Linked DNA regions of Homo sapiens: region 1 is linked to region 2. A link is a loop called in an ENCODE intact Hi-C map of the cell type or tissue named here. Cell type or tissue: ascending aorta. All regions are shown on one strand. Links, peaks and the distances in the headings refer to the core of each region. The heading gives the core; the rest is flanking DNA.

Region 1 (2,924 bases), core at 318-2,817, 710 kb after region 2:
GGGAAAGAGGGCATTCCAGGACTCAAGAAACGCACGTGTGAAACCACAGAGACAAAGAACACCATGACAAGTTGGGGGAACTAAAAATTGTTGGAAGATAATAAAATACGTGTCCTGTCTACCTCCCAGGGTGATTTTAAGGATCAGTTGAGGGGATGTATACATTGAAAGTGCTTTGTAAACTGTAAAGCAACATACACGTATTCAAATGTTAAAGATTATTATAAGACACTTGTTTTTTCCCCCTGCAAATTAGAAACATTTGCTGAAGTAAACACTGTTGATGCATTAGCTGTCAGGATAGTGTATTATATTTGGAAAACATTTGCCAATGCCTGTTCAGTTTTTGAATTTCCAGTCACATGTGTTTTTTGTTTCAGCAAATGCATCAAGTAATAATGGATTTATTGTTAATTGTGCAACGTTGGAGCTTCAAGGTTTAAGTAATCTCCATTTCGTGTTGACTTTATTCCATGTTGACTGTAGAAGTTTGCAGTCTTTATTGATTAATGAAAAGTGATAACTGAGCACTATTACCACCTTGTATTCATCAAACTTTTATCAGAAGAAATTCAGGATTCTGCACGTAGACAAGTGTGCCAATAAAAGCATATTCCCTCCGAGAAAAAGGAGGGAAAGAGGTGTGGTTATCTCCACTTAAAACAGCTTTCCAAAGAGCTCCAATGGAGCTCAGATTCAAATACAAACTTCCCCATTTAACACTTCAAAAATGAAATACTTCCTTCCGAGGAGCATTCTCCCCTGGTTAGAAAAACCAACAAAAAGCATTTGGGATAGAAAAATTGGGACGGATAACTCATGTTCAAAATTCTTGACATTCATACACTATCAGTCACTGGAAGGTTTGAATCACTATGTTTAAAAAGTGCTTTCACTTTTTCCCTCCTGCCTGTAGGAGGAAGATATGAGACAGAGAAGGATAATAGGATTTTTTTTTCATGTTGCAAACAACTTGTCTGGGCTCTAACTTTTCATATTAAACCCTCAGAAAGAACTGTTGTGTCCTGCCCCTGCTCCTCCTTGCAAAAGAGAAACGCTTCTAGTCTTGGAAGATCTGTATTTGCCATGAATTTTATTTTGAGTCATGACTAAGCCACTTATTAGCAATATTGGTGATCAAGGTCTCCTACAGCACATGGATGAACTAAGTAATATGTACATTTATGTCCTTTTGTGTAAAGGAAAACTTATCAAAGCTGGACAGGACCTGAAAAGTTATTCTGTATGGCACTACATTTTATGGATGAGAAAATTTAAGAGAAACGTAAGCTAATTTGTTTAAAGCCAGGCAGTGAATACATGGCACAGTTGGGATTAGGAGCCTCCAGGGTGGTTCTCCCACACCTACCTCGCTGTGGATAGAGGCTGACATCCAGGGAAAAGGCTTGGGAATTGCAGTTGCATGGGGTGAGCGGCCTCAGGCAAGCAGTCCACCTGGTGCCACTCAATCTCACCACTCACCGGGGCTGTCAAGTCCCTTCTTCCAAAAACTAGTGTCCAGAGGACTGGTCCACAATGCCCCTGAAGCAGGTGGCCCCTGCTAGGTGAATTGAGTGCTGTTACAGCTTTGGCAGGGTTCCCAGGCAAGCAACAGCCCCTGCTGTGCCTTGACAAGAGAGGTGGCTGAACCTCCGGACAAAATGACTTGCTTTAGAGACAAGCAGGGAAAATATGATTTGTTGTAGAATTCCTGTTAGTCCAGTCAGCTCCCATCCTCTTGAGAAACCGGATTTGTAGGCACATGCACTGGCCAATGAGTCAGCCCTTAAAAAGTCATTCATAATTTATGTATAAACAAGAATAGCTTTTGTTTCAGGGAATTTGGGAGGTTTTTGTAGCCTGCTTTCTTCCAGTACCATTTTTGAAGAACTGTTCCTGTCTCAAGGCTATTCCTATAGGCCTATAAATACTTTGATGTTCAGACATCTGGAACTTATATTTGGTGTTGACTAATGAGCATTATTATTTTATTATGTATTTATATATGATCTGAAAGAAATCTGAGGTTATATGCCACATAACTCTGTATACACACTGAACAATGACAAATTCTTTTTACCCATTACACTTATGATTTATTACTTGGGCAGAAGAGGTTCTGAGTCATGCAATTGACATATAATTGTGTTTTGGAAGATAGTAATGGGATAGAGAGAATGTAAAATTGCCCTTCACATATATTGTTAAAATAATTTGTAAGTGGACAAAATGGACTCCAGAGATATTATTTCTCTCATTTAAAAAATATCAAAGGATAGCCAATATGGCAACAAACCCCCGCTCTCCTTTTGAATGGGTAAAGAAGAGCCTTGGTCTTAGAAATACATGTGGGTATGTTTGAAAGGGTAATAAACAATGCATAATGGAACTGACATCAAAGAACTCCTCTTGGAGAACCAGACCTAGTTCAAAGTCGAATGCTCGATACTCAGTTTGCCTTGGTACCAATGAGCTACAGGTAAACACTGTAAGATCAAAGGCAAAGGTGGGTGTACGGAGGAGCGTGTGATGACATTACTTTCTCAGCAAAGCATTTCCCTCCAGGGACACTGGAGATGGTACCTTGTAACAGCCTCTGTTGTATATTCAGGAATTTATTTTAAAGGAGTGTCAGAGATATTTTAGTCTTTAAGAATTGCAGCTCAAAGACCATCGAACAAGAGGCACGCTGAAGGTGGCACGCACTGAGGGAAGAGGATACTGGGAAGGAAAGGAATAAATGGCCCCATTATGGGCCATACCAATCCTGCCTGCTTTCTTCTCCCTCCCACAAGCAACATCAGTGTGAACTGGTTTGGCCCATCAGCAGGCCCTCTGGCCCTTCATGGAAGAATGAGTCCTCTGTGCATGCAGGCAGAGCAGTTGCCAACAAAGGCCCATTGCAATGTTTGAAAGCCCGAACT
Region 2 (2,924 bases), core at 99-2,598:
CTGATGGCCCATTTCCATGGGCAATTGGCACTGTTATTACATCAATACTTGTCACTCTAACATGGTACAGGTTCACCTCCAGCTCAGCAGCTCTCTGGCCGAGTGCTAGCTCACCCTGGGGATTCTCAGATCTCAGCACTGACACATGTCTTCATGGTGAAGACAGACTGATTGTGTGCCTAAAGGTAGACAGTTGTTTCTCTGCTTGAGGTCTTTTGACTATGCAGATCATGTTGTCCAAGGCCAGCATTACTGCCTCCTAACAGGTCTCTTGCGGATAATCCAGAATTATCATCTTCAGTCTACTCTACCTTATTCCCTTCTTCGTTCTCTGTCTCATCATTCATATATTCATTCTCTGAATGAGGATTGTAAGCTAGCACTGGGAACACAATAGTAGACAAGACTGGGAGCAGCCATGCCTTCAGGGAGTATCCAATCCAGAGGAGGAGACACAGTGGCTGAGGAGTGCAGCTGCAGGCTGTGGGTGCTTGAGGAAAGCAGGTGCACACCAGGCTGAGGGTGGGAGGAAGTGTCGGAAAAGGTGCCTTTCGAGAGCCAGAATTGACAAGTAGCCACCCAGTGGACCTGTGTTTCTTCTGGCTTCTGAGGGTCCTCCTATTTAGAATGTGAGTGACTGTGTCTTGTGTCATCATTCTGTCCATGTTTATCTCTTCAAGTAGACTAAGAATCCTGTCAGAGCAGGAACTGCATCTTCCTCAAGTAGCTATCCCTCCATGCTAATGTTAAATGATTAGGAATCAATCAATCAATCAATGAATTAGTTAAGTAGTTGAAATGAGCATAGGGCGATTTTGGGTGGAGTCACCATCGTGAATAAATATCCCTGTGGTACTTAGGAGAAGGATTCACGTACACACTTCTTGTACGTGAATTTGTACTTCTTGTACTTAAATTTTTGCTAGTGCCAATTCAGGCAAAGCATATTTTGTAGCTTCTTAATTGTAGTGAGCTGAAACTAACAGCAACAAAAAAGCAACACAAATAATAACTACTATCTAGTGAGAACTTACTATATATCAGGGATTGTACCAAGTCCTTCTCATGTTTACCCATTTAATTCTCAGACTGTCTTTATGATACAGTGACAATTATTATCATGCCAATTTTACAGGAGGGGCAACTGATACATGGAGAGGTTCAGTTGTCCCCATAACAAGTAAGTTTCAGAGCCGAGGTTTGAACTAATGCGGTCTCCCTCCCACATCAGAGTTCTGGACCTTGGCAGTGGATTATCTCACTTCCTGCACCCTGTCAAGGGTTAATTCTTGCCTTGTGCCAGGAGCACTGGCAGATTTCTGGCAGTGTGTATTCATCCCTTTGCGGCCTTGGCACAGATTCCCATTCCCTTCTGCTGACTGATCTCTCTTAAAAGAAAGTCATTTTTGACAGAGACATGCATGGAAAGGTCCAGTTTATATGAGTTTAGTCAAGGAATTTCCAGTCCTATTGACAACTGAGTTGTAGCTTGCAGGACCCCACTATTACTCAGGAAAAAGGCTGTGACCGAATGGTTTCTGTCCTCTCTGCCGGCCAGCATTTTGCAATGTTGGTAGGGCCAGGCATTATGACAGGGAATCCAGTTGTTGTTGTGCATATTTCTGAAGACACACGATTCTGACATCTGTAACCCTGCAGTCAGTCAAGGTTTGTACCAGCGTTGTAATCTGTTTCAGGGCTGCCAAATAGTTCTTTTGAAAAACTTACTGGCAGCTTACCCGTTTTCTGCTGTTGTGTTTTGAACAAGTGTTTCCCAAAACTATTTCCTAACAGCACCAAAGGGTTGGAGGAGGAAGGAAAATAAAACAGGATAGTAGAATTTACTGGGGAGGAAAAACACAAAGTGAAACCACCACCACCATTTACCAGCGTCACTCCTAAGCCTGGACTGTGGCTCTGTGCTCTTCATAATTTGAAATCAGAGCTTCTGAGCAGGCGCCCTTTCTCTGGCAAAGGTGATCTCTGTTTTTATTTAGGTTCAGAGAGGGGTTTCTCTTCACCCCTTTGGAAGTTTTCAGTTGGCAACTGTGACTTCCGGGAGAGAAGTTGCAGGCAGTGGATGATTGGAAAATACCCAGTCGTAGAAGAGGCCAGATGCAAAGATGTTGATGACCTGTGGGTTTCAAGGGCAGGAACTCCTTGTTCTGCATGGTGACTGGTGTCACGTGTGTCCAGCTCAGGCCTGCTGACGGAGCCCGCTGCTCATACCATCTTGAGTTGAACAGACTGGACCAGAGGCCACTGGAAGCACAGCTCCTAAAAAATACCAACAGTGATTTTTGGCTTTTTCCCAGCAACCAGGGAATCAGATTGGAGCTAGGTCAGGGTTGTGAGCACCCATTGCTCTCCTGCACATTGTCCTTCCTTTTGGGGTTTTGGAATACACATGGATATATTTAACTAGATATATTACATATATTTTAAAGATATATACTTAGCGTATATATTTAACATAGATATTTCTAGAATATGCATATTCTGAATATATGAAACATCTAAGCTTGACATTATTTGTACATAAAGTAAGTATAATATTTACATTTATCACTTTAAATTTTATACATAGAATGGTTATTTCTCAAGATATCTATATATCTATGTATTTCCAGCTCCTAAATATATTTATATATCTTTATATCTAAATACAGCGAAGATGGTTCATATAAATAGATATATACACACGTACACACACACTGTATATATATGTATATATGTATATATATGTATATATATATTTCTCCTTTTCCAGCTTTTCCAGTTACCTGCACACACACACACAGATACACACACACAGACGCACATAAGCATCTCGTATATAGAGTTTCCTCTTTCTTAAGCTGCCATACCTCAGCAGTCATTGGACACCCCCACATGGCTGTCAGGGCCAGCAAAGCTGTATCCCC

Evidence for each region. Hi-C counts contacts between places; a loop is a spot of excess contacts. Peaks named below come from ENCODE experiments on the same cell type or tissue, not always from the same donor. Only the 100,000 strongest peaks of a DNase experiment are listed, where the experiment ranks them.
Region 1: a loop joins it to region 2, with 2.0 times the contacts of the local background. A loop is called at or near these places in 2 of 110 quality-filtered maps.

The regions. Positions count from the first base shown.
Region 1 is chr9:108,443,084-108,446,007 of GRCh38, forward strand. It overlaps LOC105376214 (a long non-coding RNA gene), which reads right to left and starts at 1,694. Exons shown (of 6, transcript XR_007061722.1): 1 at 1,370-1,694. In ascending aorta, for the core only: no CTCF peak of the experiment used is centred there; a DNase peak (open chromatin) is centred at 1,668; H3K4me3 peaks cover 834 bases; H3K27ac peaks cover 1,667 bases.
Region 2 is chr9:107,731,538-107,734,461 of GRCh38, forward strand. LOC124902242 (a long non-coding RNA gene) reads right to left here. Exons shown (of 2, transcript XR_007061719.1): 1 at 2,868-2,924; 2 at 1,826-2,277. Among named protein-coding and RNA genes, the nearest start is that of KLF4, 240 kb to the left of the region's middle. In ascending aorta, for the core only: no CTCF peak of the experiment used is centred there; DNase peaks (open chromatin) are centred at 1,334, 1,574, 1,897 and 2,174; H3K4me3 peaks cover 1,254 bases; H3K27ac peaks cover 1,618 bases.